Linked DNA regions of Homo sapiens: region 2 is linked to region 1. Evidence: read pairs that join two places in POLR2A ChIA-PET (ENCODE). Cell type or tissue: GM12878. All regions are shown on one strand. Links, peaks and the distances in the headings refer to the core of each region. The heading gives the core; the rest is flanking DNA. Region 1 overlaps TYK2 (tyrosine kinase 2). Region 2 overlaps OLFM2 (olfactomedin 2).

Evidence for each region. Peaks named below come from ENCODE experiments on the same cell type or tissue, not always from the same donor. Only the 100,000 strongest peaks of a DNase experiment are listed, where the experiment ranks them.
Region 2: POLR2A ChIA-PET joins it to region 1 with 8 read pairs; 4 of 35 experiments call an interaction of 5 or more read pairs at or near these places.

What each region holds. Positions count from the first base shown.
Region 1 is chr19:10,371,494-10,376,493 of GRCh38, forward strand. The region is part of intron 3 of TYK2 (tyrosine kinase 2); the gene reads right to left. Among named protein-coding and RNA genes, the nearest start is that of TYK2, 6.6 kb to the right of the region's middle. In GM12878, for the core only: no CTCF peak of the experiment used is centred there; a DNase peak (open chromatin) is centred at 2,418; H3K27ac peaks cover 772 bases.
Region 2 is chr19:9,918,527-9,927,086 of GRCh38, forward strand. The region is part of intron 1 of OLFM2 (olfactomedin 2); the gene reads right to left. Among named protein-coding and RNA genes, the nearest start is that of OLFM2, 14 kb to the right of the region's middle. In GM12878, for the core only: no CTCF peak of the experiment used is centred there; no DNase peak of the experiment used is centred there.

The sequences.
Region 1 (5,000 bases), core at 1-5,000:
GCTGGGCGTGGTGGCGCATGCCTGTAATCCCAGCTACTCGGGAGGCTGAGGCAGGAGAATTGAACCTGGGAGGTGGAGGTTGCGGTGAGCTGAGATCGTGCTATTGCACTCCAACCTGGGCAACAGGAGCGAAACTCTGTCTCAAAAAAAAAAAAGTTATGAACTGTAAATGTGTGGTATTATACTGCAGACGTCCCTCTGCAATGTGCTTTTTCAGGCTACGAGAGGTTATAAAGCTTCATGCAGAATGACATGAGTAATTCTGGTTAAATTCCTTCTCCCGGCTGCGCAGTAGTCCAGTATTCAACCAGATTGCAATTTACTTAGGCAGTCTCTTATTGAGGGACTTTGCAATGGTCTCCCCTTTTCCATATGATAAACAAGGCGGCTCTAAACATTCTCATAAGTGTCCCTGGGAGCACATGAGCTGACTGTTTATAGAGTGACTGTCACTGTCCAGGAGTGGAACTATATGGCCTCAGGGAAGATGTTTCTGAGTTTTTGTTTTTTTTTTTGAGACGGAGTCTCGATCTGTCGCCCAGGCTGGAGTGTGGTGGCTCAATCTCCGCTCACTGCAAGCTCTGCCTCCTGGGTTCACGCCATTCTCCTGCCTCAGCCTCCCGAGTAGCTGGGACTACAGGCGCCCGCCACCATGCCCAGCTAATTTTTTTGTATTTTTTTAGTAGAGACGGGGTTTCACCGTGTTAGCCAGGACGGTCGCAATCTCCTGACCTCATGATTCGCCCACCTCAGCCTCCCAAAGTGCTGGGATTACAGGCGTGAGCCACGGCGCCCGGCCTGGGTTTTTTTTTTTTTTTGAAGCAGGATCTTGCTCTGACATATAGGCTGGAATACAGTGGTGCAATCATGGCTCAGTGCAGCCATGACCTCCCTGGCTCAAGCAGTCCTCCTGCCTCAGTCTCCTGAGTAGCTGGGAAATACAGGAACACGCCACCACACACAGCTATATATATATATATATATATATATATTTTTTTTTTTTTTTTTTTTTTTGAGACAGCATCTTGCTCTGTCACCTAGGCTGAAGGGCAGTGGCATGATCACTGTAGCTTCAACCTCCCGGGCTCAAGTGATCCTCCCACCTCAGCCTCCTGAGTAGCTGGGACTACAGGTGCACACCAGCACACAGCACACCTGGCTAATTTTTTGTATTTTTAGTAGAGACGGGGTTTCGCGATGTTGCCCAGGCTGATCTTGAACTCCTGGGCTCAAGTGATCCTCCACGCTTAGCCTCCAAAACTGCTGGGATTGCAGGCGTGAGCCACTGCATCCAGCTTTGACTGTGTTATCAAATCACTCTCCAAAGTCACACCATGGAATTATACTGCCCCTCTGTGAAGGGAGGATACCTCCCTGTGAAACAATATATATTTTTTTTAGATGGAGTCACCCAGACTGGAGTGCAATGTTGCAATCTTGGTTCACCGCAACTTCTGCCTTTCAGGTTCAAGTCATTCTCCTGTCTCAGCCTCCTGAGTAGCTGGGACTACAGGCATGTGCCACCATGCCCAGCTAATTTTTTGTATTTTTTTTTTTTTTGGATAGAGTTTTTGCTCTTGTTGCCCAGGCTGGAGTGCAGTGGCGTGATCTCGGCTCACTGTAACCTCCACCCCCTGGGTTCAAGCGATTCTCCTGCCTCAGCCTCCTGAGTAGCTGGGATTACAGGCGCCCGCCACCACGCCCGGCTAATTTTTTGTATTTTCAGTAGAGATGGGGTTTCATCATGTTGACCAGACTGGTCTCCAACTCCTGACCTCAAGTGATCCACCCGCCTTGGCCTCCCTAAGCGCAAGGATTACAAGTGTGAGCTACGGCACCTGGCCAATGTTTCATATTTTTGTTTTTTGAGACCGAGTCTCTGTCACCCAGGCTGGAGTGCAGTGGTGCGATCTCGGCTCACTGCAACTCCGCCTCCCAGGTTTAAGTGATTCTCCTGCCTCAGCCTCCCAAGTAGCTGGGATGTGCGTCACCACGCCCAGCTAATTTTTATATTTTTAGTAGAGACGGGGTTTCACCATGTTGGCCATGCTGGTCTCAAACTCCTAACCTCAAGTGATCTGCCCGCCTCAGCCTCCCAAAGTGCTGGGATTACAGGCGTGACCCACTGTGCCTGGCTTGAGACAACTTCTTAAAGAACCAGTCAAAAATAAAAAATAAAAATAAAAGAACTAGTCAGACTGCTTCACTCTCTGGCTTAAACCTTCCATGGCTCCCCATTGCTCCCGGAGAATGCCCAACCCCTTGACCCTTGATTCTGAGTACCCCCACCCTGGCTTTTGCCTGCTATGCCCCAATTTCAATTGTTACTTCCCCTTCCAAACTCTCAAAATTGATACCCCAGTCACCCTGAAGGTCTTTCGCTTCCTCAAACAGATCAAGCTCTCCGGGCCTCCATGCATGCTGTTCCCTCTGCTGAGCGTGTTTCACATCACCCGCACACCTGTCTGAATCCTTTAATAATCAGTCATGGGGGCGGGCACAGTGGCTCACACCTGTAATCCCAGCACTTTGGGAGGCTGAGGTGGGCGGATCACGAGGTCAGGAGATCGAGACCATCCTGGCTAGCACAGTGAAACCCTGTCTCTACTAAAAATACAAAAAATTAGCCAGGCGTGGTGGTGGGTGCCTATAGTCCCAGCTCCTCGGGAGGCTGAGGCAGGAGAATGGCGTGAACCCGGAAGGCGGAGCTTGCAGTGAGCTGAGATCGCGCCACTGCACTCCAGCCTGGGCGACAGAGCGAGACTCTGTCTCAAACAACACAACAAAACAAAACAAAGAATCAGCCATGGCCAGGCTCGAGGGTGCACACTTGTAATCCCAACACTTTGGGAGTCTGAGGCAGGTGGATCACTTGAGGTCAGGAGTTCGAGACCAGCCTGGCCAACATGGTGAAACCCCCGTCTCTACTGAAAATACAAAAATTAGCCAGGTGTGGTGGTGGGCGCCTGTAATCCCAGCTACTCAGGAGGCTGAGGCAGGAGAATCACTTGAACCCGGGAGGCGGAGGTTGCAGTGAGCCGAGATCACACCACTGCACTCCAGCCTGGGTGACAGAGCGAGACTCCGTCTCAAAAAAAAAAAAAAAAAAAAAAGCCGGGCACGGTGGCTCACACCTGTCATCCCAGCACTTTGAGAGGCCGAGGCAGGGGGAACAGCATGCATGTTCAAGACCAGCCTGACCAACATGGTGAAACCCCGTCTCTACTAAAAATACAAAAATTAGCTGGGCGTGGTGGCAGGCGCCTGTAATCCCAGCTACTCAGGAGGCTGAGGCAGGAGGATCGCTAGAACCCGGGAGGCGGAGGTTGCAGTGAGCCAAGATTGTGCCATTGCACTCCAGCTTTGAGGACTGAGCGAGACTTCGTTTCAAAAAAAAAAAAAAAATCAGTCATGGCCAGGCGCGATGGCTCATGCCTCCCAACACTTTGGGAAGCCAAGGCGGGTGGATGGCTTGAGCCCAGGAGTTTGAGACCAGCATGAGGCAACATGCAAAAAATACAAAAATTATCCGGGTGTGGTGACATGTGCCTGTAGCCCCAGCTATTTGGGAGACTGAGGCAGGAAAATCACTTGAGCCTGGGCAGTTAGAGGCTGCAATGCGTCATGATTGCACCACTGCATTTCAGCCTGGGCAAGAGAGAGACTGTCTCTACGAAAGAAAAAAAAAAAAAGACTCAGCCATCAATGGGGAAGTAGGAAGTGTTATAAAAATTGATTACAATGCCCCCATCCAGTCATGGAAAGCTGGGAATGGGGGAGGTAAGAGGAGTTTCTGGAGGAAGGTATATGTAACCAAAGCCGCCTTAGAAAGGCCTTTCCTTGGTTGGGCATGGTGGCTCACGCCTGTAATCCCAGCACTTTGGGAGGCTGAGGCAGGTGGATCACTTGAGGTCAGAAGTTCGAGACCAGCCTGGCCAACATGGCAAAACTCCAGCTCTACTAAAAATATAAAAACTAGCCGGGCGTGGGGTGTGCACCTGTAATTCCAGCTACTCAGGCGGCTGAGGCAGGAGAATGGCTTGAACCTGGGACATGGAGGTTGCAGTGAGCTGAGGTCACACCACTGCACTCCAGCCTGGGTGACAGAGTGAGACCCTATGTCATTAAAAAAAGAAAATTGGGCCGGGCATGGTGGCTCACACCTGTAATCCCAGCACTTTGGAGGGCCGAGGCGGGCAGATCACGAGGTCAGGAGATCAAGACCATCCTGGCTAACACGGTGAAACCCCACCTCTACTAAAAATACAAAAAAAAAAAAAAAATCTAGCCGGGCATGGTGGCACACACCTGTAGTCCCAGCTACTCGGGAGGCTGAGGCCGGAGAATCGCTTGAACCCGGGAGGCGGAGGTTGCAGTTAGCTGAGATTGCGCCATTGCACTTCAGCCTGGGACAGAGCGAGACTCCATCTCAAAAAAAAGAAAAAAAGAAAGACTGTAGTAGATATATTTGGAAGTGCAATTTCCTGTGCAGGAGGAGGGAAAGCCTTTCTTTCTTTTTTTTTTTTTTTTTTCTTTGAGATGGAGTTTCGCTCTTGTTGCCCAGGCTGGAGTACAATGGCACGATCTCAGCTCACTGCAGCCTCCACCTCCCAAGTTCAAGCAATTCTCCTGCCTCAGCCTCCTGAGTAGCTAGGATTGCAGGCACCTGCCACCATGCCTGGCTACATTTTGTATTTTTAGTAGAGATGCGGTTTCACTACATTGGCCAGGCTGGTCTTGAACTCCTGATCTCAGGTGATCTGCCCGCCTCAGCCTCTGAAAGTGTTGGGATTACAGGCATGAGCCACCGCACCTGGCCTTTTTTTATTTTTGAAACGGAGTCTAGCTCTGTCACCCAGCCTGGAGTGCAGTGCTGTGATCTCGGCTCACTGCAACCTCCATGTCCCAGGTTCAAGCTATTCTCCTGCCTCAGCCTTCTGAGTAGCTGGGATTGCAGGCACCTGCCACCATGCCTGGCTACATTTTGTATTTTTAGTAGA
Region 2 (8,560 bases), core at 1,411-6,410, 450 kb before region 1:
ACCCAAGAGAAACCAAAGCATATGTCTATGAAAAGACCTAAACATGAATATTCATAGCAGCATTGGTCATAATGAATGAAACAATCCAAAGACCCATCAACTGGTGAGTGAATAAACAAATTGCGGTACATCCATACAATGGAATGCCATTCCACCATAAAAAGGAATTTGCTCCTGATATATGCTACAATGTGGATGATCCTCAAAAACATTTTGCTAAGTAAAAGGAGCCAGACGCAAAAGACCACATAGTTTATGATTCTATTTATACATAATGTCCAGGGACAGCAAATCAATACAGACAGAAAGTAGACGAGAGATTGCCTGCAAGTGGGGGTGGGAGTGGAGATGGAATGCAAATGGGCACGGGGGCTGTTTTGGAGGTGATGAAAATGTCCTAAAATTGGATCGGGGTGATGGCTGCACAACTCTGTAAATTTACGAAAAGTCACTCAATTGCACGCTTACACAGGTGAATTTTATGCTCTGTAAATTATACCTCCATAAAACTGCTGAAAAGGGAAGATCCACCAGGCACGGTGGCTCACGCCTGTAATCCCAGCACCTTGGGAAGCTGAAGCGGGAGAATTGCTTGAAGCCAGGAGTTTGAGACCAGCCTGGGCAACGCAGTGAGACCTCATTTCTCTCTCTTTTTTTTGAGATGGAGTCTCGCTCTGTCACCCAGGCTGGAGTGCAATGGGATGATCTCGGCTCACTGCAAGTTCCGCTTCCCAGGCTCATGCCATTCTCCTGCCTCAGCCTCCGGAGTAGCTGGGGCTACAGGCGCCTACCACCACGCCCGGAGAATTTTTTATATTTTTAGTGGAGATGGGGTTTCACTGTGTTAGCCAGGATGGTCTCGATCTCCTGACCTCGTAATCCACCTGCCTCGGCCTCCCAAAGTGCTGGGATTTACAGGCATGAGACACCTTGCCCGGCCGAGACCTCATTTCTTCCTATTCATTTATTTATTTGAGACAGAGTCTCGCTCTGTCACTCAGGCTGGAGTGCAGTGGCCTGATCTTGGCTCACTGCAACCTTCCCCTCTGGGTTCAAGTGATTCCCTTACCTCAGCCTCCTGAGTAGCTGGGATTACAGGTGCACGCCACCACACCTGGCTAGTTTTTGTATTTTTAGTAGAGATAGCATTTTGCCACATTGGCCAGGCTGGTCTCAAACTCCTGACCTCAGGTGATCCTCCTGCCTCGGCCTCCCAAAGTGCTGGGATTACAGGCATAAGCCACCACACCTGGACCACTGCCATTTTTTTTTTTTTTTTTTTTTTTGAGACAGAGTCTTGCTCTGTCACCCAGGTTGGAGTGCAGTGGTGAGAGCTCGGCTCACTGCAATCTGTGCCTCCAGGGTTCAAGTGATTCTCGTGCCTCAGCCTCCTGAGTAGCTGGGATTACAGGGGCAAGCCACCATGCTCAGCTAATTTTTGTATTTTTTTTTTTTTTTAGTAGAGGTAGGGTTTCACCATGTTGGCCGGCTGGTCTCGAACTCCTGACCTCAGGTGGTCTGCCCACCTTGGCCTCCCAAAGTGCTAGGATTACAGCTGTAAGCCACCACACCTGGCCCCTCCCCACCAAAAAAATTTTTTTAAGTAGCTGGGCATGGTGGCATGTCCCTGTAGTACCAGCTACTTGGGAGACTGAGGTGGGAGGATCGCTTAAGCCCAAGTGTTTGAGGCTGCAGTGAGCTATGATGGCACCTCTGCACTCCAGCCTGGGCAACAGAGCAAGACCCTGCCTGTACAAAAGGGGGAGGCATTTTTAAACTTTACTTGCAAGCTCCCTCTTTGAGGTGCCCTGCACTGTACTAACACAAGAATAGGTGTCTCCTTAAATTTTGAGCCCAAGATTCCTTGCTTGCATCACCCTGGTCCTGGCAATGATGTACCCACGGTCAGAAATGAGAGATTATTTACTTTTTACCCCTCCTTCTCCATCACTCCTCTTCTATTCAAACCAGCACCAGAGCCAGCTAATCCTGATGCAGAAATATCTCAAGAAAGTGTCCCCTCTTCCCCATCATCATCACTGTGAACATCGTGCTGGTAAGCCACTGAAAAAAAATGTTTCTTCTGGGGCTAGGCGCGGTGGCTCATGCCTGTAATCCCAGCACTTTGGAAGGCTGAGGTAGGCAGATCACTTGAGGCCAGGAGTTCGAGACCACCCTGGCCAACATGGCAAAACTCTGTGTCTACTAAACATACAAAAAAAAAAAAAAAAGTAGCCAGGTGTGGTGGCACAGACCTGCAATCCCAGCTACTTGGGAGGCTGAGGCAGGAAAGTTATTTGAACCTGGGAGGCAGAGGTTGCTGTGAGCAGAGATCACACCACTGTACTCCAGCCTGGGCAACAGAGTGAGACTCCATCTTGAAAAAAAAAAAAGTTTATTTCCCTTGAAATTTCTGGGTGGTAAAAAACTCGTAACTGTTGGAAAAATATCAATAATTGCTGAGATTTATTTAGTACTATCATGTTCCAGACACCATTTGCAGCAAAGTACATGTAACAACTCATTTAACCCTCAGAATACCTATATGCAACAGACAGAATTATAATTTTCTTTTGTTTGTTTTGGGATTTTGTTGTTGTTGTTTTGAGACAGGGTTTTGCCTACCGTCACCCAGGCTGGAGTGCAGTCACATGATCATACTTCACTGTAGCCTCAACCTCCCTGGCTCAAGCGATCCTTCTGCCTCAACCTTCCGAGTAGCTGGGACTACAGTCACATGCCACCATGCTTGGCTAATTTTTTTTTATTTTTGGTAGAAACAGGGTCTTGCCATGTTGCCCAGGCTGGTCTCAAACTCCTGGGCTCAAGCGATCCCCTTGCCTCAGCTTTTCAAAACACTGGGAAGACAGGCATGAGCCACTGCACCCAGCTAGGCAAAGGTTTTTAAAATAGGACACTAATAAGCACTAGCCATGAAAGAAAAAATTATTTGAACTACATTAAATTTTTTTTTTTTTTTGAGACGGAGTCTCACTCTGTCACCGAGGCTGGAGTGCAGTGGCATGATCTTGGCTTGCTGCAAGCTCTGCCTCCCGGGCTCATGCCATTCTCCTGCCTCGGCCTCCCAAGTAGCTGGGACTACAGGCGCCCGCCACCACACCTGGCTATTTTGTATTTTTAGTAGAGACGGGGTTTCACCATATTAGCCAGGACGGTCTTGATCTCCTGACCTCGTAATCCGCCCACCTCGGCCTCCCAAAATGCTAGGATTACAGGCATGAGCCACCACACCCAGCCTGAACTACATTAAAATTAAGAAATCCTGGCTGAGTGCAGTGGCTCACGCCTGTCATCCCAGCACTTTGGGAGGCCGGGGCGGGAGGATGGTTTGAACCCAGGAATTTGAGACCAGCCTGGGCAACACGGTGAAACACCATCTCTAAAAAAACTACAAAAATTAGCTGGGTGTGGTGGTGTGCACCTATAGCTCCAGCAACTCGGCAGGCTAAGGTGGGAAGATCGCTTGAGCCCGGGAGATCGAGGCTGCAGTGAGCCGTAATTGCACCACTGCACTCCGGCCTGGGCAACAGAGTGAGACCCTGTCTCAAAAAAAAAAAAAAGAAATGAAATGAAATTAAGGAATTCTATTGATTAAAAGACACCACTAAGAGAATGAAAAGAAAAGCTACAGAGAAGATATTTGCAGTCATTATGTCCAATAAAAATCTCATATCCTGATTTTATAGTTATGTAAAATATGAATATGTATCTATGTAAAATCTAGATACACACACACACACACACACATTCCTACAAATCAGTAAGAAAAAACCAGACATCTGAACAGAGAAGTGGGCAAAAGACTTAGACATTTCACAAAAGTGGATATCCAAGTTGTCAATAAACATATGCAAAGGCACTTAATTCATCATCAGGCACATCACTCATCATCAGGAAATGTAAATGAAACCCACAATGTTCCCAGCACTTTAGGAAGCTAAGGTGGGAGGATCACTTGAGCCCAGGAGTTGGAGACCAGCCTAGGCAGCATAACCAGACCCTGACTCAAAAAAACAAAAATAAATTTATAAATAAACCCACAATGCAATACTATTTGGCACCCATCAGAATGTCTAAAACTAAAAAAAGGCCAGGCACAGTGGCTCATACCTGTAATCCCAGTACTTTGGGAGGCCAAGGTGGGTGGATTGCTTGAGCTCAGGAGTTCCAGATTAGCCTAGGCAACAGGGCAAAACCCCGTCTCTACAAAAAAATTCGCCAGGAGTGGTGCTGCATGCCTGTGGTTCTAGCTACTTGAGAGGCTGAGGTGGGAGGATCGCTTGAGCCTGGGAGGTTGAGGTTGCAGTGAGCACAGATCGTGCCACAGCACTCCAGCCTGGGTGACAGAGTGAGACCCTGTCTCAAAAAAAAAAAAAAAGAAAGAAAAAAAGAAAAGAAAAGAAAAAGAAAGACAACACCAAGTGTTGGGGAGGATATGGAGCAACTGGAACACTTCATACACTACTGGTGGAAGAGTTGTTGACTTTTTGGAAGAGTCTCTGAAACTTTGGAAGACTGTACAGCAGTTTCTCCCTATGACCCAGCAATTCCACTCCTACATATATACAGTTGAGCTTCATGATTCGAAAATTCCAGATTGGCAAATTTGCCTACTTGTTGCAATTTGTTTATACTCTAAGATCAATACTCGCTGGGGCATTTGTGGTCATTTGTGGACATGCACAGTGATAATTTTTTTTTTCTTGCTTAGAAACAGGGTGGAGTAGCTGGGCACGGTGGCTCATGCCTGTAATCCCAGCACTTTGGGATGCCAAGGTGGGCAGATCACTTGAGGTCAGGAGTTCAATACCAGCCTGGCCAACATGGTGAAATCCTGTCTCTACTAAAAATACAAAAATTAGCCAGGTATGGTGGGTGCACACCTGTAATCCCAGATGCTTGGGAAGCTGATGCACAAGAATTGCTTGAACCTGGGAGGCAGAGGTTGTAGTGAGACAAGATCATCGCCACTGCACTCCAGCCTAGGCAACAAAGTGAGACTGTCTCAGGAAAAAAAAAAAAAGAAAGAAAAGAAAGAAAGAAAGAAGGAAAGAAAGGAAAGAAGGAAAGAGAGAGAGAGAGAAGGAAAGAAAAGGAAAGGAAAGGAAAAGAAAAGAAAGAAAAAAGAAAAGAAAAGAAAGAAAAAAGAAAAGAAAAGAGTGCAGTGGTGGGATTGCCTTTACCTCCTGGGCTCAAGCGATCCTCCCAAGTAGCTGGGACTTCAGGCATGCAGCACCACACTTAGCTAATTAAACAAATTTTTTTTGTAGAGCTGGGCGTGGTGCCTCACGCCTGTAATCCCAGCACTTTGGGAGGCTAAGGCAGGTGGATTACCTGAGGTCAGGAGTTCGAGACCAACCTGGCCAACATGTCGAAACCCCATCTCTACTAAAAATACAAAAATTAGCCGGGCTTGGTGGTGTGTGCCTGTAATCCCAGCTACTCGGGAGGCTGAGGCTCAAGAATCACTTGAACCCACGAGGTGGAGGTTGCAGTGAGCCGAGGTCGTACCACTGCATTTCAGCCTGGGCAACAGAGCAATAACCTCGTCTCTACAAAAAAAAAAAAAAAAAAAAAAAAAGCCCGGGCGCAGTGGCTCACACCTGTAATCCCAGCACTTTGGGAGGCCAAGGCAGGCAGATCACGAGGTCAGGAGATCGAGACCATCCTAACACGGTGAAACCCCGTCTCTACAAAAATACAAAAAAATTACCTGGGCGTGGTGGCGGGCGCCTGTAGTCCCAGCTATTCGGGAAGCTGAGGTAGGAGAATGGCGTGAACCCGGGAGGCGGAGCTTGCAGTGAGCCAAGATCACACCACTGCACTCCAGCCTGGGCGACAGAGCGAGACTCTGTCTCCAAAAAAAAAAAAAAAAAAAAAAAAAAATTGTTTTTGAAATGGAGGTCTCGCTCTGTCGCCCAGGCTGGTCTCGAACTCCTGGGCTGAAGCCATCCTTCCGCCTTGGCCACCCAAAGCACTGGGATTATGGGCGTGAGCCATTGCTCCCGGCCTGACAACATACTCAGTCACCCAACCCTGTTGAGGTCTAATAAGGAGACACTCTGCTTTCTTCCTCCAGCTCTGATACTACATGCAAGTGTCTTTTTTATGGTCCATTTAGTGCCAAGCTTTTCATATTTTTGTGCTGTTTGTTGGTGACTCTGCTATCTTCAGTGGCCCCCACGCACCGTGCTGAAGTGTAGTCTAGTGTTTCTAAGTCAAGAAGGCCGTGACGTGTGTCACGGAGAAAAGACGTGTTACAGAAGCTTCATTCAGGCATCAGATCTAGTGCTATTGGCCGGGAGTTCAATGTTAATGAATCAAAAAATAAATATATATGTGATATATATATATATATGCGTGTATATATATAGATATGATTGATATATATATATGATATTCTAAAACAGAAACACACATAAAACAAAGTTATGGCTGGGCGCCGTGGCTCATGCCTGTAATCCCAGCACTTTGGGAGGCTGAGGCAGGCAGATCGTTTGAGCCCAGGAGTTGGAGACCAGCCTGGGCAACATGGTGAAATCCTAGCTCTACAAAAAATTAGCCAGGCCTGGCGGTGCATAGTCCCAGCTACTCAGCGTGTTGGGAGGCTGAGGTGGGAGAATGGCTTGAGTCCGGAAGGCGGAGGCTGCAGTGAGCCTAGATCACACCACCGCACTCTAGCCTGGGGGACAGAGTGAGACCCTGTCTAAACAAAACAAAACAAAAAAAGTTATATATTATTCAGTTGACAAAAACGTTGTGGTCAGAGGCTTTTGACAAAAATAGCAAGTGTTGGTGAGGATGTGGAAAAATAGGAACCCTTTGTGGGAATGTAAAATAGCGCAGTCGCCGTAGAAAACATTATCGTAGTTCTTCAAAAACTTAAAACATAGTTACCATATGACCCAGCAATACTTTTTCTTTTTTGAGACAGGATCTTACCCTGTCACCCAGGCAATGGTACAATCATGGCGCACTGCAGCCTTGACCTCCTGGGCTCAAGTAATCCTCCCACCTCAGCCTCCCAAGTAGCTGGGACCACAGGCACAGCTAATTTTTGTATTTGTTGTAGAGACACGGTTTCACCATGTTGCTGAGGTTGGTCTCAAACTCCTGGGCTCAAGCAATCCACCCACCTCAGCCTCCCAATTGCTGGGATTACAGGTGTGAGCCACCGCGCCTGGCCCAGCAATGCCACTTCTGAATACGTACACAAAAGAATTGAACTCAGTGTCTCAAAAAGATATTGGTACACCCGTGATCATAGCAGTATTATTCAAAAAAGCCCAAAGGTGAAAACAACCAGGCCGGGCGCGGTGGCTCACACCTGTAATCCTAGCACTTTGGAAGGCTGAGGTGAGAGGATTGCTTCAGGCCAGGAGTTGAAGACCAGCTTGAGCAAGATGACAAGACCCCATCTCTACAGAAAAAATTTAAGAATTAGCCAGCCGTGGTGGCATGCACCTGTAGTCCCAGCTACTTGGGAGGCTGAGGTGGAAGGATCCCTGGAGCCCAGGAGATAGAGGTTGCAGCGAGCTGTGATGGTGCCACTGCACTCCAGCCTGAGTGATGGAGAGAGACCTCCTCTGTAACATTAAGACTTTTTTTTAAAAAAAAGCTGAAAACAACCCAGTGTCTATTTATTGATGAATGAATGGATAAACAAAATGTGGTATATCCATACATGGAATATGATTCAGCCTTTAAAAGGATGGAAATTCTAGGCCAGGCATGGTGGCTCACGCCTGTAATTCCAGCACTTTGGAAGGCTGAGGCGGGCGGATCACGAGGTCGGGAGATCGAGACCATCCTGGCTAACATGGTGAAACCCCATCTCTACTAAAAATACAAAAAATTAGCCGGGCGTGGTGGCGGCCGCCTGTAGTCCCAGCTATTCCGGAGGCTGAGATGGGAGAATCGCTTGAATCTGGGAGGCGGAGCTTGCAGTGAGCTGAGATCGCGCCACTGCACTCCAGCCTGGGACAGAGAGCGAGACTCCATCTCAAAAATAAATAAATAAATAAATAAATGACTAAAGTGATAAATTTTATATTATGTGTATTTTACCACAATTAAAAATTTTTAAAGTCTTCCATTTAAACATGCACAACCTCTTCTATGAGTCACTATTACCAGCTCACTAAATTCTAGGCCAAGTGCAGTGGCTCACGCCTGTAATCCCAGCAGTTTGGGAGGCTGAGGCAGGAAGATCTTATGAGCCCAGGAGTTCAAGACCGGCCTGGACAATATAGTGAGACCCTGTCACTACAAAAAATAAACAAAAAAAATTATGTGGGCATGGTGGCACACGCCTGTGGTCCCAGTGACTCAGGTGGCTGAGGTGGGAGGATTGCCTGAGCACAGGAGTTTGAGGCTGCAGTGAGCTGTGATCGCGTCACTGCACTCCAGCCTGGGCAACAGAGCAAGACTCTATCTCTAAAAATAAATAAATAAGGTCCAGCACGGTGGCTGACGCCTGTAATCCCAGCACTTTAGGAGGCCGAGGCAGGCAGATCACGAGGTCAGGAGTTTGAGACCA